Linked DNA regions of Homo sapiens: region 2 is linked to region 1. A link is a loop called in an ENCODE intact Hi-C map of the cell type or tissue named here. Cell type or tissue: endothelial cell of umbilical vein. All regions are shown on one strand. Links, peaks and the distances in the headings refer to the core of each region. The heading gives the core; the rest is flanking DNA.

Evidence for each region. Hi-C counts contacts between places; a loop is a spot of excess contacts. Peaks named below come from ENCODE experiments on the same cell type or tissue, not always from the same donor. Only the 100,000 strongest peaks of a DNase experiment are listed, where the experiment ranks them.
Region 2: a loop joins it to region 1, with 15 times the contacts of the local background. A loop is called at or near these places in 3 of 110 quality-filtered maps.

The regions. Positions count from the first base shown.
Region 1 is chr16:77,650,316-77,667,165 of GRCh38, reverse strand. No RefSeq gene overlaps it. Among named protein-coding and RNA genes, the nearest start is that of NUDT7, 64 kb to the left of the region's middle. In endothelial cell of umbilical vein, for the core only: a CTCF peak has its summit at 6,560 (motif pointing right); a DNase peak (open chromatin) is centred at 6,605; H3K27ac peaks cover 673 bases.
Region 2 is chr16:77,431,523-77,448,372 of GRCh38, reverse strand. It overlaps ADAMTS18 (ADAM metallopeptidase with thrombospondin type 1 motif 18), which reads left to right and starts at 13,339. Exons shown (of 23, transcript NM_199355.4): 1 at 13,339-13,767; 2 at 13,868-13,955; 3 at 16,762-16,850. The coding sequence starts at 13,678. RefSeq lists an enhancer at 13,143-13,643. In endothelial cell of umbilical vein, for the core only: a CTCF peak has its summit at 10,320; a DNase peak (open chromatin) is centred at 10,292.

The sequences.
Region 1 (16,850 bases), core at 5,392-7,891:
CCAACACTGAGGAATACAATTGAACATGAGATTTGGATGGGGACACAGATCCAAACTCTAACAGGAAAGTAAGTCCAAAGCCACACACACACCAAGTGGTGAAATACAGATTTTTGAACCAAGGCTATTTGGCTTGAAGAGTCCCTGTACTTAATCTCGATGTTGCCTTTAGTTAATATTAATGTTAATACCACCCAGCCGGCTCTGCTAGAGAAATCTGTACAGAAGGAGCTCACGTCTGGCACAGCACACTGAGGAAGTTACTAGATTGGAGTTTCTTTCAGAAATTGCTTTCTGATGAACTGAATGCAGATAATCTCAACCATATGGATTAAATTGCCATTAAAATATACATACAGGTTTAAAAGTTGAGAGCAAAGCATGTAGCCAAATACACAGTGTGTTTCCTTATGCTTGTAAGGCTGGATAATTAGCCTAAAGTGCCCAATGGCTCCAGCACGTTGAAGTTCACCTATTCCTAATTAATTAGGTTTTGTGGTGTTTTTAGAGTATCTTTGGGCAAATTACAGATTGAACAGGACCTTCTCTCAAGCTCCTGAGGGCAGATGTGTGTTTGGTGTTTCCAAACCTAATTTATTGTAACCTGAGAAACTTACTCTCTTGTTAACAGATAATTTTTTCTTGTTTCTATTTCAGAATTTCAGACTTAAAAATCTCTTATGAGCTTTTATAAACTGGGGAAAGCAATCTCAGATCAGATAAAATCGAAGGAATCATATTCATATCCAAGACAACAGAGATCTTGAAAGATTTTATCATGATTCTTGAATTGCTTGTCAATAATTGTGTGAAAAAACAAACAACCCCACAAAGCTCTGTTGTTTGTCAATAATTGAGTGAGCTCGATAATAATTGAGGCCTGTTGGGCTTCGTGGGGTTGTTTGTTTATTTAGTCAATTATTGACAAGCAATTGTTTACTAGATGCTGTCTTCTAATAATGTCATTTTGGGTAAGTTACTTCATATACATTGTCCCTAATTTATACAACATTTATACAAGGTTAAAAGTCCTTTGCACACAGTAGGTAACTGAAAATGACAGTTGTAGTTGTTATTGTCATTGTTTTCAAGGCACTATGCTAGGCAAAGAAAAAATTAGCATAAAGTTAGAAAATATAGGACAGCCCCGGTGCAGTGGTTCACACCTGTAATGCCATCACTTTGGGAGGCCAAGGCAGGCAGATCACTTGAGTTCAGGAGTTCGAGACCAGCCTGCACAACATGGTGAAATTTTTATCTCTACCAAAAACAAAAACAAAAAAATATTAGCCAGGTGTGGTGGCAAAAGCACGCCTGTAGTCTCAGCTATGCAGAAGGGTGAAGCAGGAGAATCCTTGAACCGGGGAGGTGGAGGTTGCAGTGAGCCGAGATCACACCACTGCACTCCAGCCTGGGCCACACAGCGAGACTCTGTCTCAAAAAAAATAAAGAAAGAAAAGAAAAAAACAAAAAAGAAAATACAGGGAAAACTTGCTATATCCTCTCTTCACCTTTACAAAGATGGCTACTCATTCATTTATTTAAATGTCAGAAAAAGTTTATTCAGCATCTATTATTTTCCAAATACTTTACTAGGTACTGAACACTTAAATTGATGCTTGGTTTTGGTTTTAAGAACTCTCCTTATAATCTACAGTAAAGCAGCACAGTCCAGCAGAAATACAATGTGAGCCACAGACGTAACTGAGATTTCCTAGGAGTCACATGGGAATGTAAAAGGAAACAGGTACAATAAATCTGTTAATTTAACAAATTTGTTAATGTATTTTGTTTCCATTACCTCTGTTATCTTTTCAACATAAACTCAATATGAAAAATACTAATAACGTATTTTACATTACTGTTCATACTAAGTCTTCATCTAGTCTATATTTTACGAATACAGCACATGTTAATTTAGATGCTAAGTTTCCATTGGAAATACTTGGTCTGTTTTAGATTTCATAAAATTTACACCTGAAAAAGTAGACTTGCATACTCCAGTTGTTCCATACTTTTAAAATTTCCATAAAGGAAATCAAGTATCAGCTTTTATATTTATTAGAATTAAATAAAATTAAAAATTGATTTCCGTTGTTGCACTAGTGGCAATTCAAATATTCAACAGCCACATGTGACCAGGCGCTACCAGAATGAACAGCAGAGGTCTGGAGATGGCGGTAACCAGTAAATAATCATAGAAATAATAGTTCAGTGAAAATGTGGTAAGGATTTTGAAGGAGCCGTTAGCAGCACCGAGAATGCATGAGCAGAGGATCAGCCTGGGAGATGAGGACACTTTCCTTGAAAAAGGGATATTTTGACCAACGTCCAAAGGATGACCAGGAATTTTTCAGATAAAGGAGGTTGAGAAAGATCATGTGCAGGCCAGGCGCGGTGGCTCACGCCTGCAGTCCCAGCACTTTGGGAGGCCGAGGCGTGGGATCACTTGAGGTCAGGAGTTCGAGACCACCCTGGCCAACATGGTGAAACCCTGTCTCTACTAAATATACAAAAAATTAGCCAGGTATAGTGGTGCGTGCCTATAATCCCAGCTACTTGGGAGGCTGAGGCAGGAGAATTGCTCAAAGCCAGGAGGCAGAGGGTGCAGTGAGCCAAGATCATGCCACTGCACTCCAGCCTGGGCGAGAGAGTCAGACTCCATCTCAAAAAAAAAAAAAAAAAAAAGAAAAAAAGAAAAGAAAAAAGAAAGAGCTTGTGCAAAGGCCCTGTGGTACGAGGGAACATGGAATTTAAGAGAGAACAGAAGGAAAGCAAGTGTGGCTGGAATTAAAAACAAAAACAAAAAGAGGAGTAGAAAAGATAATGCTAGTGAGATTAATAAAGTCTAGGCCATTCAGGAACTTATGCACTAAAGACCCAAATCCCTACCATGACCTAAGAGGATTGAGAAATTATTGAAAGATTTTAAGCAAATCCAATGTGATTGGATTTGCATTTTTTAAAAAATAACTTTTCCCCCTTATTGCATGTTCTCTAGGATCCCTCAATAGAATGCTTCAGGAATCATTGACACACATTCATGATTGACAAGTGAGAAGAAACCCATGTTCCATCTCAGGATTAGGGGCTTCATTTAGAGTGTACAATCCAACAATAAAAGGTGGTTCCCCACCCCTTAGGAACTAGATGAGATTAACTCAACCCCTTCCCTGACCATCTGGTGGAAGATGAAATTCCCTCTCAGTCACTGTTCAAATTCCCAGTGGCTTGTGACCTAAAGTACTATGGCAGCTGTCTGACACAGAATTATATAACAGAAATTCTGCAGACAGGAGGTGACAGATGTGCAGCCCGACTAGAGTGTCTGGTACTGGATGGAGCAGGACAAGTGTCAGTTCTTTACCCTCTCCCGGACACCTTCCAGAATAGCTGATGTGCTTACTCCCATTACAGTATTTAATCTAGTAGGGAAGACAGAGAAACTGTAATGTCTTGTTAACTTTTTGCATGCCTAAGAGAACGGTTGCTAGGTGTGGTGGTCCACGCCTGTAATGCCAGCACTTTGGGAGGCTGAGGCAGGGGGACAGCTTGGGCCTAGAAGTTTGAGACCAGCCTGGGCAACATAGGGAGACCCCTTCTCTACAAAAAAGTAAAACCTTAGCTGAGCATGGTAGTGCATGCCTGTAGTCCCAGCTACCCTGGAGGTTGAGGTGGGAGGAACTCTTGAGCCTGGGAGGTCAAGGCGGCAGTGAGCCATGATCATACCACTGCACTTCAACCTAGGCAACAGAGCAAGAGTCTGTCTCAAAAAAAGTGTGTGTGTTGAAGGGGGGTCTATGCCTTGTGTGTAACACTGTGCCTGGTATGTGGTAAGTTCCCAGAGATAATTAGTGAATAAAAACTTAGCAAGAACTGGACACATGGAGGAGAGATAAAGACATATAAAGACATCTCAGTTGGGAAAAGCTGTGAGTAAAGAAACTGAGAAATGAAATCAAAAGGATGAAGTTCTTTTTTTTTTTTTTGACAGAGTTTCGTTTTGTTGCCCAGGCTGGAGTGCAGTGGTGTGATCCTGGCTCACTGCAACCTCTGCCTCCCAGGTTCAAGCAATTCTTCTGCCTCAGCCTCCCAAGTAGCTGGGATTACAGGTACGCGCCACCAAGCAAGGCTAATTTTTGTATTTTTAGAAGAGATGGGGTTTTGCCATGTTGGCCAGGCTGGTCTCAAACTCCTGGCCTTAGTTCATTCACCTGCCTCGGTCTCCCAAAGTGCTGGGATTACAGGCAGGAGCCTCCACACCTGGCCCAATACATGAAGTTTGTTATTGTTAAGCACATTGCTGCTTTTCTTCCCATGTAACTCCACCAAAGACATTTTTCCCCCCAAGTTTTCTAATGGGCTGAAATCAAGTTGAGGATAGGGACCAGTGTTATAAATAAAATGCTTGTTCCTTGCTACCACAAGGAAAAATTAACATTCAGACAAAAAAATTTTCTCAGCAAGCCAACTTTACTTTCTGCAGAAAGGGTACTGCTCATCAGCAATCTTGCCATGAGAGTACAATGAACAAAGGAAAGATAGGAATATTTATCCCTTACGCATTGGGTGCTTACTGCTGTGTCTGATCTCTGTTGGTTGGAGCTGGACCTCCCAGTCTAAGCTAAACCTGATTGGCTAATAACTCAAAACTTTTCTAAATCGGTAGAGGCAATGGAGAACAAAATGAAAAGAGGAAGTTGCTTGCGAAAGGACTTAGAAAAGTAATAACATTTCAAAATAAGGAAGGGGCATAGGCTGTGAGCTGGAACTTGCCTGTGAACATGCCTAGCACAAATATATTGGTTAAAGTACAAGGACATAGAATGTACTACGTGCCTGTGAGCATGTCTACCACAAGTATCTTGGTTAAAGTACAAGGACATAGAATGTACTTATTCCCTTATGTCTAACAGCTGCATAGGATAAGGCTTAACAAAGAGTTATTAGCAAAAAGCAAGAAGGCTTTCAAGAAAGTCTTTAAAAGAAACTATTATTTCTAATATTTATTATTATTATCCTTTAACAAGAATGGAAACTTTGAAGAGAACTTTTTACTTTCCATAACTAGGTATTCTACATTAGCACATCTCAACCTTTAACATAAATCACCCACAGACCTTGTTGAAATGCAGATTCTAAATCAGCAGATCTGGTGGGCCTGAGGTTCTGCATTTATAACAAGCTCCCAGGTGATGCTGATGCTACTGACCTGAGACCACACTCAGAAAGCCTATGTCTATACAAAAATCTGCACACAGATATACTTATAGCAGCTTTACTCACAATCGCCCATACTTGGAAGCAACCAAGATATCTTTTAATAGGATATAGTAAGGTAAATATGAATAGTTTGTGGATAAACTGTATACATTCAGACAATGGAATATTGTTTAGCACTGAAAACAAATGAGCTATCAAGCCATGAAAAGATATGGCAGAAACTTAAATGCATATTAGTAAGTGAAAGAAGCCAATCTGAAAAGGTTAGATCCTATAAAATTCCAACTATATGACATTCTGGAAAGGCCAAAACTATGGAGAGAGTAAAAAGATCAGGGATCACCAGGGATTAAGTGGGAGGGAAGGATGGACAGGTGGAGCACAAAAGATTTTCAGGGAAGCGAAATTACTCTGTATGATGCAAGTGATAGACACGTGTGATTATGTATTTGTCCAAAGTCATAGAATGGACATAAAGAGTGAACCCTGATGTAAACTGTGACTTTAGATGATAATGGTGTGCCATTGTAGATTCATCAGTTATAACAAATATACCATTCTAGTGTGGGACATTGATAATGGGAGAGGCCATATGTATGTCAGAAGTATATGGATATGTCTCTACCTCCCTATCCATTGTACTGTAAACCTAAGACTTCTGTAAAAAAAATCATTATTTATTTATTTTATTATTTTTTATTTATTTATTTTTTGAGACGGAATCTTGCTCTGTCATGCAGGCTGGAGTGCAGTGGTGCGATCTAGGCTCATTGCAAGCTCCGCTTCCCAGGTTCACACCATTCTCCTGCCTCAGCCTCCCGAGTAGCTGGGACTACAGGCGCCCGCCACCACGCCTGGCTAATTTTTTTGTATTTTTAGTAGCGACGGGGTTTCACCGTGTTAGCCAGGATGGTCTCCATCTCCTGACTTTGTGATCTGCCTGCCTCGGCCTCCCAAATTGCTGGGATTGCAGGCGTGAGCCACCGCGCCCGGCCAAAAAAATTATCTTTTTAAAAAAATTCTCTATTCATCCCTCCCTCCCCCTCAGCCCCTGGCAATCACTGATTTTTGTTGTTGTTGTTTTTACTGTCTCCATAGTTTTGCCTTTTCCTGAATGTCATGTAGTTGGTGTTATATAGTAAACACAGACACACACATACACAGACACACACACACACACACACGGCAGGGGAATGCACATGGTTAATGATTTTTTTTGTTTTTTAATGCCATTTTTGTAAAATTCAAAAGCTACAAGCCCCGATGACAATGGTCTTTGGACTCCTGGTTCAGAGTGATTTGCAAGCCTCATTGAAAAGTCCACTAGGGGGAGAAGTTTAGTAGCGTTGGAACTCTTCTCGTCAGCCAGAAGTGATTTTTTTTTCCCCTTGAAGAGTCTGCTTCTCAATAAACAAAAGATCACTCTCAAAATTAAACACTCCCATGCCAGATGGCTTGATGTGCGTGTCCGAAGATTTTCCTGAGGCACGTGTGAATGAATGTTCAGCAGAAGAGTGGCGGGCGTCTGGGAAGAGCTGATGCTTCCATCCCATGGGCAGCCAAAGGGTGGGCGTCTGGGAGCAAGAGCCTGAACATCTCCAAAGATCGCGGCTGTGCGTGTTTATTCACAATGAGTGAAACAAACTCCTGGATTGTTTAGGCATTGTTGAGGAGATCGCACTAGGCTCCCACAAGAATGCTGCATACACAGCAGGGTTGTTCTCAGTACAGGTTAGGGGCAGACACCCAGCAGTGCTGAGAGATTCTTCCTGGGGTAGGACAAGTGTGCCAAGAAGCATATGCTATCCAGAGAGAGGGCACCTTTACTCACTGTAGGCTTTTAGCTACAATGTATAATTGGAATGATGTTCTCAGTGCTAAACCTCCTAAGATGATGTTTGCCATAGTGCCAGAGGTTTAACCATCAAGGAATAATGTTTTGGAAGCAGTGGCCCTAGACAGCCATCATTTGTAGACACTTTTCTCAATTTCTGCCATGGCTGTGTGCCACGTTTCTTTAGTTTCCTTTAAACAGAGTCATTTTACTTAGGATAAAATAAGTTATTTTCAAAAGAGGCATATAGCTATTATAATTGGGAAAACAAGTTCCGTTTGCCATAAATAGAAAGCATGTGTAAAAATAAATTCAACAAAGACACAACCATATTACTAAACTCTAGCTAGAGACTGTGCCCTCCTCAAGGTTTTGAAACTGAGATCTGCTCCCTAGTAAACAAGGGAATTAGCAAGTACTAGAAAGAGGTGTAAAAGATGTTTTAGTTCCCACATGATTTTTTTTCATTTTTTCCCCTTCAACAAAATAATCAAGACGCCTGAAAGGCTGAGAGATACAGAGCTAGGGACAGAGTCCTACTAACTTAGTGTATTAGTCCATTTTCACACTGCTATAAAGAATACCCGGCTGGGCGTGGTGGCTCACACCTGTAATCCCAACACTTTGGGAGGTCCAGGCGGGTGGATTACCTGAGTTCAGCAGTTCGAGAAACCCTGTCTTTACTAAAAATACAAAACTTAGCCAGTCATGGTGGCACGCGTCTGTAATCTCAGCTGCTCAGGAGGCTCAGGCAGGAGAATCGCTCGAACCCAGGAGGCAGAGGTTGCAGTGAGCTGAGATTGCACAACTGCACGCCAGCCTAGGCAACAGAGCAAGATGCTGTCAGAAAAAAAAGAAAGAAAGAAAAGAAAAGAAGGAAGGAAGGGAGAGAGAGAAAGAGAGAGAGAGAGAAAGAAAGAGAAAGAAAAAAAAGAAAGAAAGAGAAAGAAAGAAAGAAAGGAAGAATACCCAAGAGTGGGTAAAGTTTAAAGGAAAGAGTTTTGACTCACAGTTCTGTATGGCTGGGGAGGCCTCCAGAAACTTACAATCATGGCGGAAGGCAAAGGGAAGACAGGCATCTTCACACAGCTTTTTCTTTCTGTGTCATTCAGAGTTACTTAATGTCTGCATAGCCAGCCAATCTGTGATCCACCCAAAAACACCTAACGTACCACCAGTGGAACTCCTCTAACACTTGGGTGAACACAGCTTTAACTCAAAGAGATGAAAGCATCACCTGCCAGAAAGCTCTTCCTCTGCTGCCCCAGAGGTGAGAAGCTGCTCAAGTCCTTCAAGAAGAAGGAAGCTGCAGATCTAACCCCAAAACTGCGTTGTCAAAAATAACAGATAAACTAGAATTCAGAAGCATCCTGTTACCTGGCTAGCGGTCTGTATTTCTCTCTTTGTTTTAGCATCTCCAAATAAAGATATTTGAGCTAGTTTTGTTGACCCTCTGGGGTGAACAAACTAAGGTCTGTTCACTAAGATTGCTTAGGAAGAATTTGGACAAAGTCTGCTCCTCATTTCATCTCCCCCATCACTCAACATTCTGTTTGCCACTAAGCCTTGCAATTTTTGCAGTCTGTTCCCTGGTTTTCATCCTACATGGTGCTGCCATTACTCTAAAATATCATTTGCTGTTGCCTGAACATTAATAATGCTTCTGGCTGGGTGCGGTGGCTCATGCCTGTAATCCCAGCACTTTGGGAGGCTGAGGCAGGAGGATTACCTGAGGTCAGGAGTTCGAGACCAGCCTGACCAACATGGTGAAACACCGTCTCTACAAAAAATACAAAAATTAGCCAGGCATGGTGGCGTGCGCCTGTAATCCCAGCTACTTGGGAGGCTGAGACAGGAGAATCACTTGAACCCGGGAGGCAGAAGTTGCAGCGAGCCGAGATCATGCCACTGTACTCCAGCCTGGGCGACACAGCGAGACTCCGTCTCAAAAAAATAATAATAATAATAATAATGCGTCTCTGACCTCTCCATCCTTTAGTCCATCATCCACAGAAAATGATCTTTCAATCACATTTTTCACTCTGGTCTTCCTCTGCTTAAAGATTTCTGAGTGACTTGCTCAAAGTCATGCAAATTGTGAGTGGCAGAGTTGGGATCCAAATTCAATTGTGTGGTTCCAGAGGTCAAAATTTATCACCACATGAGTCTTCTTTACCAAACAACGTAAACAACTGACATTTTGTGAAGAGGTATTTTGTAGGCTTTCAGAACCCAAATATGTTCAATATTTCCCAGGCATAAAAATAGGTATTAACAAATCAATGTTCATTAAGCATGAGATTAATGTGGACACTGGGTGGAACTGAGAAGTTCGGGAGGTAGGGTTAGCTCCTGGCCTGGCTGAATCCAGAAACCAGGTGATATGGTTTGGCTGTGTCCTCACCCAAAATCTCATCTTGAATTGTAATCCCCATAATCACCACGTGTAAAGGGAGAGGCCAGGTGGAGGTAATTGAATCATGGGGTTGGTTTCCTCCAGGCTGTTCTCATGATAGTGGGTGAGTTTCATGAGATCGGATAGCTTTATAAGGGGCTCTTCCCTGTGGCTCTTCACTTCCCTCTCCTGCCACCTTGCTAGGAAGATGTGTGTCTTCCCTTTGCCTTCTGCCATGATTGTAAGCTTCTTGAGGCCTCCCCAGCCATACGGAACTGTGAGTCAAGCCTCTTTCCTTTATACATTACCCGCTCTTGGGTAATCTTTATAGCAGTGTGAAAATGGACTTAATACTCCAGGTTTGTAGGATTCTGTCCCTGGCTCTGTATCTCTCAGTCCTGCTTAAATGTGTATTGCTCCATTCTTGAACAGATCTTCCCCTAGTGGTAACTAGATGGCTGACAGAAGCTCACTAACCCCAGCAACTTACAGGGAAAGAGATGACTCAGCAACTTCCTCGGTCGTACTTGCGAAAGTTCTGAGACTGAAATCTCATTAGCAGGCAAAGGTCAGGTGATGATAATGAACCAATCACTGCAGCCAGGGAAATGGATTATGCTGATTGGCCCAACCCAGATCATCTGCCCTCCCCTGGAATGGCGGTGGGATTAGCCCCATCTGAAACAAAAGGATGCGGGCTGGAGGAAAGCAGTTCTCCAAAAAGAAACTGAGATGCTGTTACCAGGGTAGAATGAGGAGAAAAGGGGAGTAGATGCTGGGTAGGTGAAAGCAACAAGTGCTGGTTGCACCCACTCTGTGCTTGTGATTGGTTATATATTGTGTGAGATGAAGAGACATTGAAAGCATGTTTTGCTCCCAAAGCATTATTAATCGGGTATTGGGTAAGAAGAAACATGAACTAATTAGAGAACAAGTGAAAGATATTATCTCCAGCTTATTGTTCACAATAAACAGCGAAACGAGGTATAATAGGAATTCAAAAAGGGACGAGTCATTTTCGAGGGGCAAAATCACTAGAGAGTTATCTCGGAGAAGGAGAGTCTTGAGAAATAAGTGGGAAAGGTGGGCAAAGGAAAGATTTCAGTCTCCACGGCCTCCTCCTTCTGCCGTCACGCCCGTGAATATGTTATCTTACATGGCAAAGGGACCCTGCAGATGAAATTAAGGCTCCTGATTAGCTGATAATCAGTCGTTGGGCAATTTTCAGTTGCTGAGTCCTCTAGCAACCTCTCCCTACAGCTCTTCCCTGGAAGTTTCCCTTAGCAGGGGATGAAAGGATATCGACCACTAGCTTCAGCTGAGTGTTTAATAAAATATTAATAAGATCCTTTTGAATCAGACGCCAGGGGAGACCTAGAAATCTGCATGTTAAGTTGTCCTTCCCAGATTGACTCTTACGCATATTAAACTTTGAGAACCATTGGCTTGTGAGGTCAAGGGGATAACATTAATAATGTAGGACTCTACAGAATATTGCAACTCGAGCTTCTGCTCAAAAGCTCCTCTGCTCCCCTTCCCTTCAACTTCCCTTTCTACTTATCTGCTTTCTTTGATCTATTGGTTGTGCGTCAAATTTGCAAATGGTCAGCGAAGGGCTTAGGGGTGAGACTGGTGTGTGGTAGAGGCATTTAAAATGGATACATGATAGTGGTTGGTGGAAAAAAAACACTTGAATTCTTGGCTTTTCCCATCTCAAGCCCTACTTCTGTTTTTTTTTTAGAATGGGAGTTTTGAGCCTGTGAGCCATATATAATTTTAGATGTTTATAGACGTTCTGGAAGTTGGGTTTCAAACTATGTGCTGATACATACATGAGAATTTTAGGTGGAGGGATCTATGGCCCTGTCAGTATCTCAAGGTGGTTTCTGACCCTGAGAAATATAAAATACCACCACCTTGGAGACATATTCTTGGGGACCAAGGTCTCTTCATTGAGATTGCTCAGGAAGAACTTGGACAAACTCTGCTCTTCATTTCATCTTTTAGTTCATTCGTCTCATTTTTGAGTAAACTGGAACTCTGAAAGTCCAAGCTGCCAGCCCAGCACCTTTCTTGTGTCCTGGGATTATAGAAATATGAAAGGAATTTGTTTTGCTGAGTAATTTTGAGTAACTTGAGCTCTGTATTTGGGGGAAAAAAGAAAAATCTATTAAGCAGTCCTGTGCCCTATGGCGTAGACAACATTTCTCCAACTCAGATGTCCCCCCAAATTGAAATCACTGTTACCCTGGTGGTCCAGGAAGTGGCATGCCTGAGTTTGAGAGAACAAGACTCATCACTGGGGTGATCTTTAATAGAACTCTTTGTTGAACAATGGTTTTTACCCCAGAATGTGATCACAGCTGTTTTATTTTAGCTAATGCAGCATTTCAAGCAATTAAATCCATATTCCTCTGTGGCTATTTATTTTCACGAAGTAGTTCTCAGTGTATTGTCATGAAAGAATTCTTTGAGACTTGCAAAGTTAAAACAGTATGTGGAAATTCTTTTTTCTTCTAAAATAGCCACATCTGCTTCTTCAAGTTGTCTTCCCTGTGTTGATGTCTCATAAGGATGTCAAGTTGTAATCTCTAGGAGTTGGGTTCAGTGGGAATAAAAGAGATTTATTCTTAAGGGACTATAGAATAAATATTATGGTAAGTCACAACCTAGCAGAAGGAAAAGGATCTATTTCTTTTGACAGCAAAATAATCCAAAGTATATAGGTAACATGGAGATCTTAACTGTTAGAAAATTAAAAGTTATTTCCTGGTTGTAAAATTGCACACTATATGAATAAAAGATTTGATGTATCTGATTGTTACTCCCTTTTCTTCCTTGTGGTTATATGTTGTGTATTTTATTCCATCATTCAACACATATTTATTGAGCTGCTACTACATGTCAGAAATGAAGAAGATGGGTACAACTCTTGATCTTGTTCAGTTTCTATCATTTTTGGAAATACAGACAAAAAGCAAGCCAATGAAAACAATGAATAGAAGAATTATAGACTATGGTATGTGCTAGGAAAGAAATAAAGGGACTAAAGTAGAAAAAGAATTGGGAAAGGTAACTTTAAAAATACAGCCATGGAGCCTCTTTTGAGGACTGAATACTTAAACTGAGGCTTAAAAGAAAAGATGATTCTTAAAGGAATAATTCATATATTCATGTGAATAGGGGAAAAGGGCATTGTACATACAGGAAATTGCTTATACACAGGCTTAAGATGGGAAAGAGCTTGGTGTGTTTGAAGAACTACAGGGTGAGTGACATGGAATAGTGAGATGAGAATGAATGGAAAATGAATATTATTACTTTCATCCTATTGAAATGTGATCATACTCTTGGGTCTGAAATTACACGGGAATAGTTAGTGCCATCTGGCTTGTCACTGCCTAGGGATGAGGTATGTCCCTCTCAGCAAAATCCAGGCTATAAAGAGACTGTGGGTGGGTGGGAGCAAAAAATGGTAGGGTGCTTTAAGAAGGGAGCAGATTGAGTGATTGGTTTTTGTTTAGCAAAGCTACAGTGAGCACAGCAATCAACCTGCAGGGCTCACACAGCCAGAAGTCAGCCAAGATGCCAGAGAAACTGTTCCAGTCACTGGGGCTATACAGGAGCCTCTAACAGGGAAACATGACGATTTTACATTGTTTGTGCTTGCTATATGGATAAACTTTTTTGTTTTTAAATTAAAAGAGAAATAACCTAATTTCATCACCAGTCTCAACTGTGCTAAAGAGAAGTAGGGAAGGGCTCCCACTCATTGCATCCTTCCCAAGACTTGAGCTAAGGAATAGAGGCAACCTGGGATGGTGATGGCAGCAGGAATCAGAAAATGGAGAGGAGAGAAAGAGATCAAGGTCTGTTTTGTCAGTTTCCCTCCTCTTCCTCCCCTGAGTCAGGTTGGTAGTCTAATGCATGTGGTTTATCAAAATGATCTAAAAACACTGGGTTGGACACCATGCTGTCTATTCAATTCACTTTCACTGAGCACTTAACTCCAGGCAAAGCCTTGTGACAGGTAGCTTTGGAGATACTAGTATGAGTTGCATACTAACTTTCACTTCACGGAGCTTGAAAACATTAGGGAGAGTCATCATGTATAGAAATAAATGCTGTGATAATTCAAAACAAGAACATGTTATTTTTGGAGGGTAGAATCTGGAAAGGTTTTATGAATGAGGAGGAATTCCAGACAGACTTCAAATGATGACATTTGGGTGACAGGAGAGCTGGAGGAGTCTCAGAACATGATCATAGACTGGGCAGTAAGACTTGGTCATTGGTGTGTGTGTATATTGCTGGAGTAGAGAGGAGGCTTTAAAAATGAAAGCTAATGCATCTGGGGCTTAATACCTAGGTGATGGGTTGATAGGTGCAGCAAACCACCATGGCACATATTTGCCTATGTAACAAACCTGAACATCTACGTACATATCTTGGAACTTTCAATTAAGTTTAAAAATAAATAATAAATAATGAAGATAGTCAAGATCATTCCCAGAGGTTCCAATGAACAAGGCCTAGGAATCTGTATGTTCAAAGCACTGCCCATGAGTCTGATCCAGAGGGTGCAAGAACCACACTTGGAGAAATGCTGGTCTACAGGAGAGAAGGCGGACTTCAGTGGTAAAAATTCTTGAAGGGCATCTGTGTGGTGTAAACCTGGAAATACTAGTAGAGCCACACACACGTAAGTCTTACATTCTCAGTGCTTTATTTTGTAACGTAGCTACCATTTTTTGAGGAGTCATTATAAACGAGATCCTCAAAAGAACATTGTGGGCAAGTCACTCTAGTCTCACTTAAGATGAGGGTACCTAACCTAAGACTTGGTTAAGTAACACATTCAAGGTTCCCCACATAGTAAGTGGAAAAGCTGGGATTCATACCCAGTTGGTCTAATACGTAATGGGTGCAGGAAGTCAAAGTGATGAGAACAGAGATTTAGGATGACAATTGACTGCATGATGAAAGAAGAAACTGGTGGTAGGGCTCTAGTGTAACAGCTCAGACAGACAAGGGTTAGGTACGAAAGATCTGCCCCAGTTGCAAGAGAAGGGAGATGTTGCATGAATCCCTACAACTTTTTGTCAGACTGAATCACATGAGGTTGAGTAGGACAACCACACTTATTGGTGTCTCAAGATTTTGGCAAGGTAGCAGAAGCCTTGCATAACCACTTACAGAAACCTTTCTCCTTTGGGACTCCTAGTACTTGGTTACTGTGTGTGTCTGTTAAATATGATTTATTTACTCCCAAGTCTTTCCGGCGCACAGTGGAAAAATAAGTGGTTGAAATCAGAACTCCTGGGATCAAATCCTAACACACTCCTTAATCTCGGGGTGATGCCGTGCATTTAAATATTTTTATGCCTCAGTTTTCTCATCTGTAAAATGCAGAGAGAGTAGCTACATCTTCAAACAGTTGATAATGGGGTTTAAATGAAATAACACCTGTTAAAGGCTTGGAACCACCTCTCATACAGAATAAGCACTCATGAAGTGTTAGCATTTACTCATTGCAACTTTTTAAATACAGAGTCTTGCTTGGTCACCCAGGCTGAAGTGCAGTGGCGTGATCTCGGCTCACTGCAACCTCCGTCTCCTGGGATCAAGCAATTCTCCCGCCTCAGCCTCCTGAGTAGCTGGGATTACAGGTGCCCGCCACTGCACCTGGCTAATTTTTGTATTTCTAGTAGAGACGGGGTTTCGCCATGTTGGCCAGGTTGGTCTCAAAACTCCTAACCTTAAGCGATCCACATTCCTCAGCACCCCCAAAGTGCTGGGATTAGAGGCATGAGCCACCGCGCCTTGCCTGATTGCTACTTTTAAATTCTATTTTGATTTTGAATTTCTTCAATTTCCAGAATTTGTGAAATTAGGATTTGCTTCTTGCTAGGTTTATTAACCATAGGCTTATTTGTTCACTGATGACCGAAGTTTCTATGTCAAGTGTCTGTCTTTTGAAGAGCACAACAATGGACAGTGATCAAGAGGAAATGTCTCTGCTTAATTTTATTGTTTTCGCATCATCTAAGGAGTGTGAAGTGGGTTGATAATTCAGTCCTAGAAGGACATTGGAATGTTAAAGAGGAAACCTATTGTTGCAATTATATCAAACTTGGCTCTTCCAGTGACAGAGAGAAGCTCCATCATGGTAGGATTTCCTTCTTAAAATGCAAACAAGGCACTGCTCAAGAGAAGGAAGGAGAATATTTTCTTTTTAATCATGCTGCCTAGCAATGTCTCTGGGGCTGTTACGGAGGTAGCTTTTATATACGACTCACATAAGTTTAATGACTAAAGGTTGTTATTGTGTTACTGTTTTTCTCCCTCCAGAGGAAGTAATGCAGCAACTCTGTGTTTGAAGACTCTTCTCATTAGTCTTTTTATTTATTTGAAATTGGTGCCATCATCTGCATAAATCATGGCAATTCTAAGAAGCCTGGCACTGAGTATGGCTGGCTGTTAAGAAAATACGCTAAATTACTGAAAGAGCAGCTTTGCATAGTTAGGAAGAGGGTTCTACTCTAGAGTTCTCAGAGGAAGTTAAATTTATGATGGAGGCAAAAGAATGAGACCGAGCCAGATATTTAGACCTTAGGGAAGAGTAATCCAGGTGGAAGGAAGAGTTGGTGCAAAACTGTGAGCCTTTGCCAGGAAAGATACGACACATTTGAGGAGCTGTAAGAAGTTCTGTGTGCTTGTGTGTGGTGAGCAAATGAGAAGACGGTGTGAGTGGAGAAATGCCAGAAGCCAGAGGAATAGGGCTTTGAAGTCCATGATTTCCTTCTGAGTAGAACTGAAGCCATTGAGCACATCTAAGCAGGGCTGTAAGATATTCTGATTTATATATTTTAAAACATTCCTCTGATCTGGTAGAGAATAGATTAAAGACAAAATTAGAGACAGAGGGTCAGTTGGGAGGTTAGTGCTGTCTGCAGTGGAATATAGTAGATACTTAGTGAACTTTGTTAAAAAAAATACTACACAGTTTATTTTCTCTTGGGTGCTTGAGTTGAAGAAAAATTGTGGATTATTCTAAAGTTAGTGTGTACATGAAAATAAGCAATTGTAACCCCTGAAGAGCTGCAGAAGCTTCTTAACTTTTCTGGAAATCGTTTCAGAATTCTGAAAATTAAGCCCAGTACCTGTGTGTGGGTGTGGAAGCTTCTCTACAGCTTGGCTTGTCTAACCTGAGAGCACAACACAACAGTTTTAGAGTGCATTGAAGAAAGTGAAAAGCCTGGTCTCCAAGAAGGGAAGCGTCTGTCAGTTAGAGGTCATTTACTTAAAAAAATAAAACCAGAGACAGAAGAGTCTAGTGGAAGTGGGTGCAGGATGCTGAAAAAATAGAAATGTCAATGTCATAGTTACCAGCAGGAA
Region 2 (16,850 bases), core at 9,054-11,553, 220 kb after region 1:
TCCCAACAACAACCCCCAGCCTAGTTGTGATGATCAATAATGTCTCCAGACATTGCCATATGTTCCCTGGGTGGAGAATGTCCCCAGTAAAGAACCACCATTAAAGATAGTGTGTACATAGCTCCTGGATCTCAGAGTCTTGAAGTCCAGCAGAGAAGTCATTCTACTTTATTTTAATTTTTGCTTTAATTTTCTATGTCCTGTGACAGAGTTTGAAGAGCCCTATGGATGTTCAAAGAGCACAAGGAAGGTTTATAAATCCATACTGGAGAAGTTAGGAATGGTTTGGAAGGCTTCCCATGAAGAAATCTGAGCTCAGGCTGATGCCAAATTGAGTGCTTCTCAAATTATGACCTATAGAATTGACCTTTCATTGGTTACATTTATAAATAGACCCACTGGGTCAATCTGAACCCATTTTGAGAAGACTGGGCTTGGTTTCACTCCAGCTCCATGGTGGAGAGAATGCATTCCAGCTTTCACATTTTAGAAATTGACAACAACAGCAATTTTTTGTGTTAAGCTGAAGCTGATGATTAACGTTTCTGCCTTTTCAGGGAAATGACACCCTTGATAGCCATGAAGTAATTCATCTCTTCTCAGCTGCTGGTCACTTGGGGGAACTGGGCAAGCAGAATGGGGGGCTGAGATGCCCTCTGTCAGTTATTCTGTTCTACTGAGGAATGAGCCAAGGAATTAACAATCTTTTATTTCTTCAGAGCACATTAATAAGTTATTTGATATGCTCAGATAGGTCTGGAACCGAATGGGATGGAGGCTAAATAGTTCTGCACATAAAATAGGGAAAAGGGAGAGGAAGGGGAGTCTCTGGGGAATACAGAGACTCAGGAAACATGGTGGGTGGTCAGTTGACTTGTAAGAAACGGGATATCTAATACTCATTTTAAGTTGGTTTCCACCTGTGTAATGCAAACCTCATTCTATGATGGGGATGGTTGCCCAACATCATGAATGCACTTAATGCCACTGAATTCTACACTTTCAAATGTCTAAGATGGTCAATTTTATGTGACATGTATTTTACCACGATAAAATAAAACCAGTGTGAGTTTTCAAAATTTAACAACAGCCAAACACATGCGTGCATGCACACACATACGTGCATGCCTTCCTTGAGTGGTTTGGGACAAACTAAAGGAGCTACCTTCTATGTCTGGGTTGATGTAGGACAGAGGAAAGAACAGTGGAAAGTTAGGGTGGGTGAACATGAGGAAGCAGATCCCTAGGATGTCACTCAAGTCCTGGCAAGGATGCTAGACTTCCTACACTATATGGGATTAGGGATCACATTGATGGTGTTCACATTTCAAGGGACAGGATGAACTCAGCTGTCCTCTGGCTTATATAGAAGGATTAAAAAAAAAAAAAAAGATTCAGCTGAGATGGGAGAATCGTCTAAACCTTGGAGGTTCAGGCCGCAGTGAGCCAAGATTGCATACCACACTCCAGCCTGGGCAACTGGAGTGAGACCCTGTCTTAAAAAACAAACAAACAAAAAAAGAAACAAAACATGAGATTCAAGGAGACTGCATTTTGTGCTCTAGCCTGGAGTTTATCAACAATCATTTACATATTTATATTACCTGTCTCAGAGGGCTGTTGTAAGGGTCAAAGGAGTTAGCTATTCCAATTTAATACATACCAACTTATATTACTCCATGCTACCTTTTCACATACTATTAATGGTTTATTTTACATTGTGTTACATCCCTTTGATGGTTGTTGGCTTTGATTTTTGCTCTCTAAGGTTTTTTTTCCTTCGTAAATTTTCTCCTCCCGCTGGCATGTCTTGATTTCTGCTTCCTTTAACTCCTTTTCCCTAGAATTTAAGCATATACATGCCATTTTGGGTCAGGCTTGTGACTGGCAACGGGGATAGCCCATGTGAACTGTGAAGGTACTTTTTTCATGTAATTCTGACTATTAGGGATGACTTCCAAACCCATTTCCACTGAGGTGTTTTCTGGTCAAGCCTTCAGGGATGGCTATACAGACATCTGTTGGCAGTTTCCTGGAGTACAAGGGGCTTCTCTTCCTACATTAGAGCACCTAGAAACCTGAAATGACTGCTGGCATGACTGGGGGTGGTTCACACCCACTGGTCCAATGCCTCAGGCTACCCAATAAAGAACGGGGAGATGAACCTAGCATGTGTTTCTAGAATACAACAGACTCAGATCTAGTTTCATATTCTACCATTGCCTCTTATCCAAATTATGTCAGCTGGTAATTACTTCTTTGCACATTAGACAGTCTTGCTTTCATTTTCCAGATTAGAAAACTAATTTGATGCTTATTTTCCTTAAATGGTAATGTAAAATTTGGCCCCATTCCAGGGAAGCAATCAATGAATGAGAGTATGTTTAATCGTTATCACTACTCTTCATTTCTAAACCGAACTAGGGTCTCTCTCCCCTACTATGGAACTTTCTGAGATATAGTCATGCCTTGTCTTGCTTCTATTTTCCTGGTTCTACATTATCAATGAAAGTTAAGATACCCTTCATATGTAAAGCTGAATTCTAAATTGTAGTGCTTGTGAAAAGATAAGGCCTTCCAAATGTAACATTTAGCAGGTGGAATCACCAGGTCTGTGAGTGATAGCATGCATAAAATTTTAATTAGAATAAAAAGCATTTAGGCAACAGGTATTTATCGGGCACCTAACATTTGCAAGGTATAAGACAAATCATACCTGGACTCCAAAACCATGCTCTTTTGACTTCACTGTTCTGTGTCTACACATGGATGAGGAATACAGATGAAAAAAGAATCTGACAGACTTAGGTCATCATCCTGGCTCTGCCTCCTTGCTCTGTGACCTCAGCCAGTGATCTCACCTATCAGTGAGCCCCAGTTTCCTTATCTATTAAAGTGGATGAGTAATAACCCCCTTACGGTGTTGGTGGAGGATTGAAGGATTGGGGACCCTATGGAACATGAGTCCCCATTTCCTTTCCCCATTATATGGTGCAGATGTTGCTACTGCTTATCATAGCTTAGTAGCCCCATGACAAAGGGACATCCAAATTTTTGCTAAGTGCATTACGTTACACTCCTTTAATGGATTATGTCCCAGCCATTAATGATAATTGTTCAGGGAATCTTAACATCTGCAACATATTCCATATATAGTACTAGTCAAGGTAGAACACAAAAGTATACACAATGCATTCTCAACTATGTAAAACAGTGTTTACAGAAGGAAGATATACCACATCATGTTCACTCTGGTTATTTCTGAGGGGTGGATGAATGGCTGCGGAGTTACTTTTTTTTTTTTTTAAGAGACAGAGGCTGGGTGCGGTGGCTCACTCCTATAATCCCAGCACTTTAGGAGGCCGAGGTGGGCAGATCACCTGAGGTCGGGAGTTCCAGACCAGCCTGACCAACATGGAGAAATCCTGTCTCTACTAAAAATACAAAATTAGCTGGGCATGGTGGTGCATGCCTCTAATCCTAGCTACTCGGGAGACTGAGGCAGGAGAATTGCTTGAACCCGAGAGATGGAGGTTGCACTGAGCCAAGATTGCGCCATTGCACTCCATCCTGGGCAACAAGAGTGAAACTCCATTTCAATTTAAAAAAAGAGACAGGGTCTCACTATGCTGCCCAGGCTGGTCTCAAACTCCTGGGCTCAAGGGATCCTCCTGCCTTGGCCTCCCACAGTGGTAGGATTACAGGCATGAGCCACAGCACCTGAGCCATTCTTAGTCTCTCATTATACTTTTCTGTGTTTTTCAATGTTTTCAGGAAGAGCTTGTATTGATTTTGTCATAAAAAGCAAATACTTATTACTATTTTAAGTGAAGAAATATCTAAAATCCTTCCATATTAAGCCTACTAGTCGATTCTATAGTGTATGTGACAATTTATTTGTTTTTTAGGGGTGGAGAAGGGGAAAGTTGCTTTTGTTTCCTCTTTATTCTGTTTTTGTCTTCTTTATGTGCTTTTAAACAAAATAAACATTTCATAATTAAAGCAGTATGCTCAAAGCTGTGTGTTTGTGAGAGATCTTTCATTTACTATACAGTTAACTCACTGGGCAAAGCAATATTTAGGCAATTCTGAAGTGTTTCTTTATGTTATAGAGGGTAAGGGGGAGGGAGGCATTTCAATTGTAATGATTTTCCTCTATGTCATTTAGCAATTTTCCAGGACTATTTCATTATGGCCGTGCTGGGCCATTTGAGGTACCTGCTCTCTAATCAGCCCTGGCTGACTTCCAGTCAGCCTGGGCGGAAACTCACTAGGCACAGGGTTTAATTGGGGCCACCCACCACGGAAGCGCTTCTCCCCTTTGTCCAGAGAGATGGAAGCTCTTAATGTAGTACACATAAAAACATCCAATAGTGCAGAGCAGGCACAAGCAGGCTCTGATGTCCCAAGGCTGCTGTTATGTCCCAGTTCAATGTTAGCTTTTCAGACTTTTCCAAAGGGCTCCTCTCCTCTCAGGGACAATGTAAAATGCGAGACACTCCATCCAATCACAGGGGACGGTGGGACCCTGCAGAAAGAGAGCAATATAAAGTACTAGGTTGCTCTCTGGACACAACCCTTATGTTTGCAACCTCTCTAAATAGATCCCAGACTGCTTTAAAAATAAGACACATGTCCCTCCCCACTCCATCTCTTCTACTATTCTCCCTCTGGCACCTTGGATTCCTTAAATTAATTCCTTGTAAAAGCCAGTTGAGTTCCAATAATTAGTTTTAAATGATCTGCCTCTTGAAATTGTGCCTTGCAGTCTTGTGGAAACACCAGTCTCACGCGTGGTGGGGGCCAAGTCACTATGCAGCTCTTGGAAACAAATTGCCTGTGTAATAGGGTGCAGCTTCACACGGCACTCTCAGCAGGATGGTGACTGCGTAACTGGGTAGACAGGGTGTCCAGAGGCCAGATCGTGGTGGGTGTTTTGGGTGATGCAGAAAGTCAAGGGAGTTGCAACCTGTTTGTGTGCTTATAATGGGAAATGTTTAATTTGGATGTGAATGCAGCATCTGCAAGCCTCCTATTAGCTGTGCTTCGTGGGATCCCATAGCCAGCATCCTAGGAGTAAACAGTGTACTTGCTCTGCTCCACCCCCACCACATCGGGCGGAGGGATAAAGGAGACAGAGAGAATGGTAACAAGGCTACTACTTAACAAATGCTTAATGTGGCATTTCACCTGATGATCATGATCCCCACATCCATGTGAGACAGCACTATTATTTTCACCATCATGTAGAGAGGGAAACTGAAGGTTACTGAGGGCAGGGGACTCTCCGAGTGCATCCTGTTACTGTCAAGTTTCTGTGTGACTCTACAACAGCATTTCTCAGACATTAATGTGTGCACACACTCACCTGGGGGTCTGGCTCCAATGCAGGAAGCAGTAGGTCACCTGAGACTTTGCATATCTAATGTGCTCCCAGGTGACGCTGCTGTTGATGGTCTGGGGACTACATGCTGATCACAGAGAGGCTAGATGATGGTTGGTTCTCATCTGGCTGGCTCTTATATTCACCTGGAGCCAGAGGGCTTTAAAAAGAATTCCAATGTGCATTCAGACCCATTAACTCAGTATCTCCGGGGGCAGGACTTGCTCAATGAGCACCAAGGTTGAGAAGATCTGCTAAGGTGGGGAATTGTATGGCTAAATAGGTGAGGGCAAGTCTCAAGGCACTTAGACTTATTTGAACAACAACAATAATGTACAGTTTAGTTTAAAAGGGAAGGAGAAAAAGAAACCACTGTGTATTGGAGAGTGAGAGATGGAATGAAAATGAGGAAAAAACTGGGGAATGAGGGAAGGAATAAAAACAAATAAAATCTCTGGACATAGTTGATAGGCAGGTATGGAACCTGCTTGGTCATGGAAGTTCTCCCTTATGGGGTGCAGGAATAGTAGTAAGATTCCATAGTTGGTGTTGGCTTAAGGGGTGGTTCAAAGTGCCTGTTTCAACAGCCTGGATTGTTTTCCTTCTGCGCAATGAGGTTTCAATTTAACATATTATCAAGCATGTATGTGCTAGCCCTTAGTATTAGAAACAAAGATGGCAATGACATCTCCCTGCTCTAAACAGCTGACACAGCAGCATTAGTTGGGTTGGTGGTCACGGCCTCTATTGTACTGTCTCATTTTTATGACAGAGACCATAGGGGAATGGTGGGTTATTATGGGGACACTTGGAGGTGTGCTTAATCCAGCCTAGCTCAGCCAGGGTGGTCAGGGAAGTCTGCCTGGATGAGACAATTCCTTTTTTGAGTCTTTAAGGGTGGCAGATGCTAATGGTCAGAAATAAGGTAATTGCAACGAGTATGGAGAGGAACAGAGTCATTGAGAAAGCATGATTAGGTGACTCCTTACACCCCCCATATCCTAGGATGACTCCCAAGCTTCCCAGTTTGGGATTCTGGGCATATGGACAATAGCCGATGACCTATGCTTGGTGCCTTATCAAGTTTAAGGTGCCTCCGAATTCATTTAGTTAAAAATGCTCTGTAAGTGGTAGGGAATAAGTGTCTAGAGCTTGGCACAGAAATTTAGGCTGAAATAATAGACCTGGGACTCATCAGCAGATCAGATGGGCCCTGATTGCTCAGGAAAAGAGGAGATTACCTTGTGAGAAAAAATGAAGGATAAGGACCAAAGTCTGAAGCCCAATATTTAAGAGACAAAAAGGTCAAAAAAAATTTATCAGTAAAAATTAAAAAAAAGAGGCGTGGGGGGAACTCAGAAAAACAGGACAAAGTAATGACCTGGAAGCTATGGAGGTAAGAGGGTTTCAAAAAACAGGCAGTGGTCATTAGTTTCAAATGCTACAATGATTTAAAGATTAGCATGGGTTCTCTTTCTCTAGCATTTTTAATGGTTCTCTCTGAGTGAAAGGAGAAAGGTCTACATCTCTCTATTTCTATTCATTTATTCATAAACTTTATTGCACTTTTATTTAGAAGAACATGTGACTGGGGACAGAAGCCAGATTGCAGGTTGTTGAGAATGAATGTTAATTGACAAAGGATATAATGTACTTATCTTCACCTTCACAGCCAAGCCTTTTGAAAGAGCCCCCGGAGACAGTGTGAGTACATGGAAAGGATGCATGTAAATGGAAGAAAAAAGCAGAATTGGTAGCTTAGAAATTGTAATGCAGTTCATAGAAGTAGGTGGACTGAATCTTTGCTCCTATTTAGTTCCCCAATCTAAGATGAGAAAAGGCCTGGCTGGGTGCTGTAGCTCATGCCTGTAATCCTAGCACTTTGGGAGGCTGAGACGAGCATATTGTCTGAGCTCAGAAGTTCGAGACCAGCCTGGGCAACATGGTGAAACCTGGTCTCTACTAAAATACAAAAAATCAGCTGGGTTTGGTGGCGGGTGCCTGTAATCCCAGCTACTCAGGAGGCTGAGGCATGAGAATTGCTTGAACCTGGGAGGCAGAGGTTGCAGTGAGCTGAGATGGTGCCACTGCACTCCAACCTGGGTGACAAAGTGAAACTGTCTCAAAAAAAAAAAAAAAAAAGAAAAGAAAAGGGCTAAGGAGATGGCAACCCATGCTGGGCATGATGAATGGCTGTATCCTGCCTTGAGGTGAGCTAAAATGAAATCCAGTAGGTCTTAGGCTTCTTCATTCTGTCCCCACAAGACTTTATTAGCCCAGAGGGCTGCTCTTTTCCTAATTTTCATAGCTTCCAACTTTTGGTCACGTTTTTTGTGCCTATGCAATAGGGAACATCATTTTCTAATGCTCACCCAGTCACTGTTTCTGGGAATTGCAATTCTGAAATCAAATGGGCAATATCAGGGCTCAGACTGAAGTATTCACCTCTACACAAGAGTTCACAGCCTTAGGAAGGGATTGGCTACAGGAATAAGAATCAAAGGAAAGTTAAGAAAGAGGAAGAACACTACCATTCATTGAGCAGTAGTGGTTGAGGATTTGCATTAGACACTTTACGTATGTTGCCTTATTCAATCCTCATGAAAATAAATAGATGTGAGGTAGGCATTGCTCCCCTGTGTTAGAGATGGCCATGCTAAGACTTCATGTTTAACATCACATAGTAAAAGTACTGACAACTTTCAATGAAAGAAATAGAAATGCAACAGACTAATATAAAGGGGGAAATAGGGTTGGAGAAAGATTTCTTGGCTTAACTGGTGGTGATTTCAAGGATCAAAGGAGAAGAGACAGAAATATTGGCCTCAGACTGGAACTTGTGTATTTTCCTTTCTTTTCTACTTTTATCTGTATTTTCTTTTTGCAGCTCAGGAGGACAGCCAACAACTCCAGGTTTAAATCCCTTTATTCTTTCTGCTATATTTTGCTTCCTCCACGAATAAGAAATGAGTCAAAAGCATCCAAAAGCTTTAAGTCCTATTGACTAGGAGGTGTTGCTGGCATTCAAGTGCAAGTACTGTGGGTCATAATTCTTGGTTTGTGATAATATTTAGTTACATCAGAAATCCTGACCCACTTAATGGAAATACTTATAGGGATGCCCAAGAATGTGTATTTCTAACCATGTTCTGGGTGTTCTTGATTAGCAGTAGTACCCAATCCTTGCTGTTCCAGGACAAAGGCTTAGTGGGGCCAAGATGGTGTTAGAGATGAGAGTTTGAGAATCGTTGGGGCAGACATCTGAGCTTGTTCATGATGGGCTCATGATAGTGGAAAAGAAGGAGAAAATACTCCATGTAAACAAAAGTTATTTGCCTTTCTTAGGCAGCCTGATATTTTCCAGAGCTTTTACAAAGAATATATACCACTGTTCACTGTGCAGAGAGGTCAGAACTTGGCCTCCAGTTCACTTGTGGAAATTAGAAGTCTAGTTCTAATTCTACCTCTTCAGCCTCTGGCAAGCATGCTACTTTTAATAGTAGGGCTTGGGAAACGACTAAAAATAGACCAAAGAAAGCAAGCCCATGCAGCCAGAGTACAAAGAAACAGAGAAAATGAGATGAGCAGAGAAAACCTTATCAGATAGATAAGTCAGACAAGCACAGGTTTTAAAGGGAAGAAATGGATACCAACGTCCTCAGAAAGTTAAGCAGAAGAATAAATAGCAGGTGAAGGAGAGCAGTTGGTAATTGCTAAATTGTGTGTGATGATGGATCTATTTATAAAACTATTTAAACTAAGGGGTTCTGCTTCCTGTATTGTTGCTAATAAGTAAACAGAAGTTTGTTTCCTGTCACTCGTTTGAATTTCATTCTTTGTGTGGCAAAATAAACTCTTTATCTTTCTGGATGGTTATCTCTGGAGGGAAAACAGTTAGGACCTGCTGCTCTGTTCTCTTTCACCTCCTCTCTCTCCTCCCCATTGTTTTTGAGGTCTGGGTTGCTAACTGGACTGCATTTCTGAGACATTGACCAGAAAGTAGCCCTTAGGTCTTAGGCCTTCAAGGAGGTAAATCCATTTCCATCTCTCTCTTTTCCTTTTGGCTACTGTGTTGAAATAAGTTAAGCCTTGTGTTCTATTTTACCCTCTTCTAGGTTTAGATGTGTGACTATGGACATCTATCTCTTTGGACATCAAAATGTTTTCTACAGGAAAGTACTGGACACCCGTTCAGTAAGACCCAGCCCACTGTTTGATGCAGCTTTGAGCAGCTAGAGGAGGAAGAGTTTCCCTCTACTCGCTGACGGAAAAGGAGAGGAGCAAATAAGGAGTTAGTCAGTCATAGCACAGAAAGTCAACTGCACCGGAAGAGGCAGTAAGTGTTTCTTACTTTCCATGGAAGGGATGTTTGCATCTTCATGAATCCAGGGACAAAGGAAAGTGAGTAAGCAACGTGGTTTGCCATTTATTTTTTGATCTGTCTAGGAGGAGGCAAGTATCTTAATGTTATTTGGCAAAAAAAATAAAAATAAAAATAAAAATAAAAAAATAAAAAAGCTTATGTCAGTAGAAAAAGAAAATCAATGCCTAGAACTGTACCATTGATTTTAAAGGAAGAGAAAGGAGGAATATTTTTCGTGGTTAAGAGTGAAACACTGTGATCTCTCTATCTCAAATTTCCCCCCATTCCTCCCTCCCTCCCTCCCTCCCTCTGCTCCTCTTACAAACATTTATGAATGTCTGTTACGTGGCATATTCTGGGCTACGTCTGACAGAATACAACACATCAGCGATGAGCTCTGCCCCCCCATATCCCCATTAGTTTATTGCAAACTTCAGATAGCCATTGTAGTGTCCTAGATTTATCATTTTAAAATCAGGTAAGACTGACATTCCCAAGTAACTTAAAAGCTACTTTGCAGTTTATAACTCCAAGACTGGAGCATGGGCTCATGATTCTCTGTCACCATCTAGAGACAATTTATACATATTGCAGGGCCAGTTCCTGGAAAACTACGTATAAAATCATCCCAGAAGTTATGGCTTTGCAAGTATTTATCAGCCCTAAAAAAGAGACTAGACATCTACAAATGAATGGAACTGCAAGTTTTTATCTTCCAGGTCTAGAACTATGCAAGAAATGAGTCTCAGTTTCTGTGCCCAATCATGGAGGACTTGAATCTGTGGAGAGCAAAGATTGACTGGGGTATGGAAGAAGAGCTGTAAAATCAGTTAAGGATAAACTACTTACATTAGGTTCAAGAGGAGCCCTCTAGACTCTCAAAAAAAAATGGGCACTCAACAAAAAAATGTCACAGAATAGGACTGGGAATCTGTACTATTTATCCAGGTTCTCACCTAGGGGAATTTTACCCACCAGGAAACATTTGGAAATCTCACAACATTTTGTTGCATTTTGGGGGCTGCTACTGGCATTTAGTGAAGTAGAGGCCAGAAATGCTGCTAAACATCCTATGTTTATAATGTACAGGATGATAGCCCCTACCACAAATGATTATCCAGCCCAAATCTCAGTACTGCTGAGATTGAGAAATTCCACAATTGAGCATAGAGCATAGTTAAGGGTTGTTCTCCGAGACTTCAGCCCTGACCATGGCAAGTAACCTATATTGTTAGCCCTAAAAGAGGAGGATCAGAAAAATATGGACAATTTCATGCAAATGTATCTTAATGGAGAGACACAAATCAGGGCCATGGTTATTTTTAGCTGAGTGTGGACAAGCCCTTCACCCTCCAGGTTCCGTCAGTGTTCACCTGATGATGTCGCTGACAGTGCTGTCAATCCCAGTCTCCTGTTTTATTCAGTCCGTTGCTTGGTGATGTGACCTCCAGCAGTGTTTTACTGCATGTCTTTGATGTCCAGTTTCCTCTTGTGTCCAGTTCTTCATGGAATCATATGAAGCACTTAAGTCACTTGTGTCTGAATCACCCACAAGTGCTTACTACAAATGCATGCTTGGGCCCTACACCAAATCCATGGAATCAGAATCACAGTGCTTCATGGCCTGGAAATCTGCATTTTTAAGCTAGCATTACAGGTGATTTTGACGTATATTCAAGTTTGACACAGGATGTATGAAATAACAGAAATACACCATCACTTCTTAAAGTCCACTTATAATGTGCTTTGAAAAATATATTCACTTACCCCTCAGGCTATCCTTTTGATGTAGCATGTTGATTCCTATTTTACAGATTATAAAACAGAGGCCACAGAGCTTAACCAGATTAAGTAGGGAAACCCAAATGATTTGTTTAGCCCTGATGTTCTGTGAGGCTTAGCTTCATGTTCCTTAGGCAGACACATCACCTTCTCTGCCGCTACAGCCTGGGTTTACCTCTTCCCAGCTGCATTCCATAAAACCGACTATGTGTATTGAGCTATCACTTAATCGAGGCTTGACATAGACCTCATGTTAACTACTTCAGTACCCACAGGACTGAGCAGAGTAATACATCTACTTCCACTACCACTACCCTGGTCCAAGCAAGACACTGTCATTGTACCCCTTCATGCCAGCAACAGCTGCGTGGTTTGTTTCTCTCTGACCCTGCCTCAGCTCGTCCAATCCCTACACTCGCTCAAAAAATGGTTCACATTTTTTTATTATTGGATATGATGTTGCCTCCTACACATACACAAACCCACATTCATTTAAATCTAATGGTTTCCAACATGCTTCGCCCCAGCTTACAAGGTCCAGCTGACCCAGCAACTGCTGTGTTTGCTTCTTCCTCTGGCCTGTAACACTTTTCACGTGGCAATCACTTAACTACCTTGAGACCTTCACTTATGCTGTGCCCCCTGTCCTAACATGCAAGATCCTACTCCCCTCTTCCCTTATAAAACCGATCCACTCTCTCTGGCCTTATTTTAAGTGTCAGCTCCTAACAGATGCCTTGCACGTGTATGTATGCGTGTGTGTGTGTATATATATGTGTGTGTGTATATATACACCCACACACACACACACACACACACACACACACACACATCTTATCCCATCTAAATTAGATTCTGCTGCCATCTAATTTAGGAGACTATTCTTTTCCTTTTTAGTATTTGTGTTCATTTTGCTTCTATTACCGTTGTCGAGCTATCCAATCAGATTCGTTTCCACTGGCCCGTGAGACTGTATTTTGTTCACCTCTGCAAACAGGGATCAAAGGATCAAATAAATGTCTTGAGTAAACGAACAGGCACACAGCAAACTGGATGCACATTCCTAGTGATGGCGTGCGCTGTTTGTTATAACTGATTTCTGTGGGTTTGGGTATCTGGGGCCAAGATTCAATCTCGAAGAGTGGGAAGCACGGTCACGTCAAGAAGAGAGAGAGAGATCCGGGAGAAGAGGGAGGCCCCCGCGTGCCATGAGTTTTTACATGCTGCAGACAGTGACAGCTCATTGTTCTGGTCCTCCCGGCTGCCTCAGATTTGCTGACTCTGGGAAGCTAGGTCAGCTTGTGCGCATCTGAGCCTCCTTTTCCTCATCTTTATCAAGGAATTAATAATTCCCACCTGAAAAAGGTAGGGCCTGAGGCAAATGCGATACAGCAGGGGATAGCTCCCAGCACTTAGGAGGTGTTGAGGACGCTATCTTGACTCTTTGCCAGAAGAGTTGAAAATGAGAAGTCTGCACAGGCAGCGAAAAAGTCGCGCCACTCACCTGAGCCTTTCGTCTTCCGAACTCATCTCCCAGTGCGCTTAAATTACGTTTTCCAAGCCTGACCCTGGGCGCTCCCCTCCTTCTCATGGCGGTCGGTCCCTCCCTCCCTATCACTCCCACCCAGCCTCCCCGCCCCCTTCGCCCCCTCCCTCAGAGCTGGAGCCGGGAATCCCACGCCCTTGCACCAGCCCGGGGGCTCGGACGAGCCCGGGAGCCGCTGGTCGCCAATCACCGCGCGGTGGAGAGGCGGGCGCTCGGCTCCGGCGCGCTGGGGGAGCCAGCTGGCGCTGTCTTCCCCATCGCCTCAGACGCTCACACCGACACAGACAGACGCACAGACGGGCGGGCAGACACCGACAGTCTCCCAACCGTTTGCGCTCCAGTCCCGGCCCAGGGAGCCCCCCGTACCCTCTGGGGTGCCGCAAACTGCAGCTCGGCAGGCCCGCGCCGGGAGAAGGGAGGGCGCGCAGGCGGCCGGAGGAGGGGAGGTCCCAGCGCGCCCCCGCTGCGATGTGAACGGCGGCGGCTCTCACCTGGAGCCGCACCTGGGGCGCCGAGCTCCGGGGCCGCGGAAAGAATGCGCGCCGCCCGTGCGCTCCGCCTGCCGCGTCTGGCCACCCGCAGCCGCCGCGTCCGCACCTGACCATGGAGTGCGCCCTCCTGCTCGCGTGTGCCTTCCCGGCTGCGGGTTCGGGCCCGCCGAGGGGCCTGGCGGGACTGGGGCGCGTGGCCAAGGCAGGTGCCGCCGAGCGGAGCTCCGAGAGCGGGTGGCAGGGGGCGCCCGACGCCAGCCCCGCCGCGCCCCTCACGCGCGATGTCACCTTTTCTCTTGCAGGCGCTCCAGCTGTGCTGCCTCTGCTGTGCGTCGGTCGCCGCGGCCTTAGCCAGTGACAGCAGCAGCGGCGCCAGCGGATTAAATGATGGTTCGTATTTGCCCCCCATCCCCAAGAAGGGCCTTTCGCAGCACTTTGACCCTTCCTTCCCCCAAAGAGAGAAAAGATGGAAAAGCGCACCCCCTAACCTGGCAGGTGTGCGCTGTCTTGGAAATGGTTCCTGTTTGGAGAGGGGGGAAGGTTGGCAAGGACTGAACTTATCAAAAGAATCAACGCCCCGAGCTGCAAGTCACATAAAAGCAAATACTCTCCCTCCTTCACAGGTGGCTTGTTAAGAAGAACAAGAAAAAAAAAAAAATCCTAACTGCAGTGAGAAATTCGAAGGGAAGTGGACATTAACTAAGGAATTACTTATTTCCTCCCTCTCCTAACTCTTGTTGGGGGAAGCTAATTCTTAGTGGGAGATGAAAGAATGTGAGCCTCTTTCCTCTCTCCATCTTTCCTCATTTTTCTCTCGACTTCTGTTCCTTTTCTATCTCTTCTTTTTTTTTCATTTCTGCTTCCCTTGTTTTACGGATGTCTAAGGCTGCTTTTAGAGAGAGGAAAGCAGGTGACTTCAGGTCTCTGAGTCCTTTATCTATCTTTTCTGACGTTCGCCAGCCACAAACTTCCAGAAAATCCCTCACTTCTGACATTTATTAACTTCCCAGTGGAGCCCAGAGGGAAATCCTTGTTTTGATTGTTTCCCATCAGCTACAGGAGAACAGCTGATTCCTGACGCAAGGTGTCTAGGAAAACCTTACAGCTCAACCTGGATTCTTTAGAATTCTGTAATTTTTAGTTTTGCAAGGTTATCTCCTTTTCTTGTCAGGGGAATGGGGAGTGGGGCAGGATGGAGTCATGGAGAAGGGATTCACCTTTTGTCCAAACAGAGAGGCTGCAGTTTCTAAAACCACCCCTCATTCTTATATCAGGATCAGATGGCTGGAGGCCACGTCCGACCCAGCCACAACCTTGTAAGGACCTCACCCTTACTCACCTCCTGAAGTGGTCAATCAGAGATCACTCTTTACAGGGGACACTGACTGCCCTTCTTCCATCAAGAACCGAATGTAACCGACAGCCTGTTATTCTCCCCTTGGAAACAAGCTGGTAGCAGGTGTCTGGGGCCGTTTGATGGCTGGTTCCATAGAAGGCTGGCTGGATAACGTTCCTACAGAGCCTTCCAAGTAAGAGCAGGCAGAGTTTCAGATGATTTGGGACAAGAAGGTGAGACACAGACTTCCTGCATATGTCAGGAATCTTTTTCATAGTTAAGTTTTAGTTTGACAGAAGGAGAAGGTAGACTTTCTCTAAGAAATTGCACATAATCAAGAGCCACATCCCTTTAAAGCAATGTATCAGATTTTTAAGAGAAGAAAAATATTGTATGTCTGGCTCAGATTTTCAAGGTTAAGAGAGGGGAAAAACTTTTCCCCCCATTATTGTAAAATATGTATGTCAATTATACAGCATTTTTAGTTAAAGGAGGGAGTCAAGAAGAAAAATGGGAGTGGGAGGACATAAAGAATATAAAAATGAAAGCTGCCCAAGGAATAAGTCACAGATGGTTCATAAACAGAAGAAAATTATTGTCTATTGTGGAGAATTCTTTTTTAATGTGAGCCTAATTAGGCCATCACTCATTGATCTTTGCTAGCTACAGGGGCTCCACTATTCCTTAGTTTTTTTTTTTTTATTGGAGGAGGGGGAAGGTTGTTGACTGTTTAGGGAAAAGAGAAATTTCTCTTCCTTTTCCTCCTCCAGTAACTGGGGACCCAAGTGACTCAAACATACCTCGTCATTATTCAACAGCTTTCTAAACACTTTCCAAAGTAGTTTCCCATTCTGTGCCTTGAAAGTGGAAATGCAGGCTGTTTTTTAATGCACAGAGGGCATATTCCAAATCATTTTGTGGGATGATGCTTTTCAGCTTCAATGTTTGGTGAAAGAAAACAGTGTGCTGGCTTTGCTTTTCAAATAGCAAATTGTATTTTAGCTCCTCCTCTTTGGAACATTCAGCAATTAGTACTGCTCTAGGGAGCAGTGGTGAAGGTATTTTTAAACATGCCTTTCCAGGTGTCCCCTGATCTGACACTCCCCCACCAACATGCCTGAGCAATTTTATACATCAGACTATATAGGAGGGTTCTGACAATTTTGAGGCATTTTTGTGCATGCACTGTATTTTATGCTTACAATTAAATGGGATCATCCCTGTGAAAGCTCACAGTAAAATGCTAAGGGTGATACAAGTGCTGGAGTTTTCTTATCACACATAAATAATATTGGAAAAATGAAAATGCTGTTGCTTGTTAATGATCTGAAATATCATCTGAGGCTACCCCACACTGTGAGTTAGGACTTGAAATGTAAACTCTGCCTCTGCCAAAATGTTCCCGATTCAGTTTAAGCACAGAGAAATTAACCTCCTTGAAGAAATTTCCCGATTTTGTAGTTTTATGTTTATTAACTTTATCTTCAAAAAAATTAAATTTTATATATATGAATGGTTCTGTGGCCAATATTATAAAAGGCCCAGACCATTAAACATCAAAAGAATGTTCTAAATCTCTCTCCAGACAATGAGAGGTGTTACATTTTTCCACAGACATCCATGAAATTCATCAAAATTGTGCTTGGCTTTCGGGCACCTGTAGAAATGACTGTGGCCGAGTTAGTTGTAGAGACAGGTCTTCTGCTGCCTGTGCTGCTCTGAATTATATTTGATCTAGGTGCAAGGCAATAGGAACAAAGATATCTTTGAGCTTTGTGTTGCTCTTTGCCAGCTTGCTGGAAAGAGACCATTTGGAATTGTGGGCTCTGGGTGCTGACAGCTGAACTTTTCCCATTGCAGATTACGTCTTTGTCACGCCAGTAGAAGTAGACTCAGCCGGGTCATATATTTCACACGACATTTTGCACAACGGCAGGAAAAAGCGATCG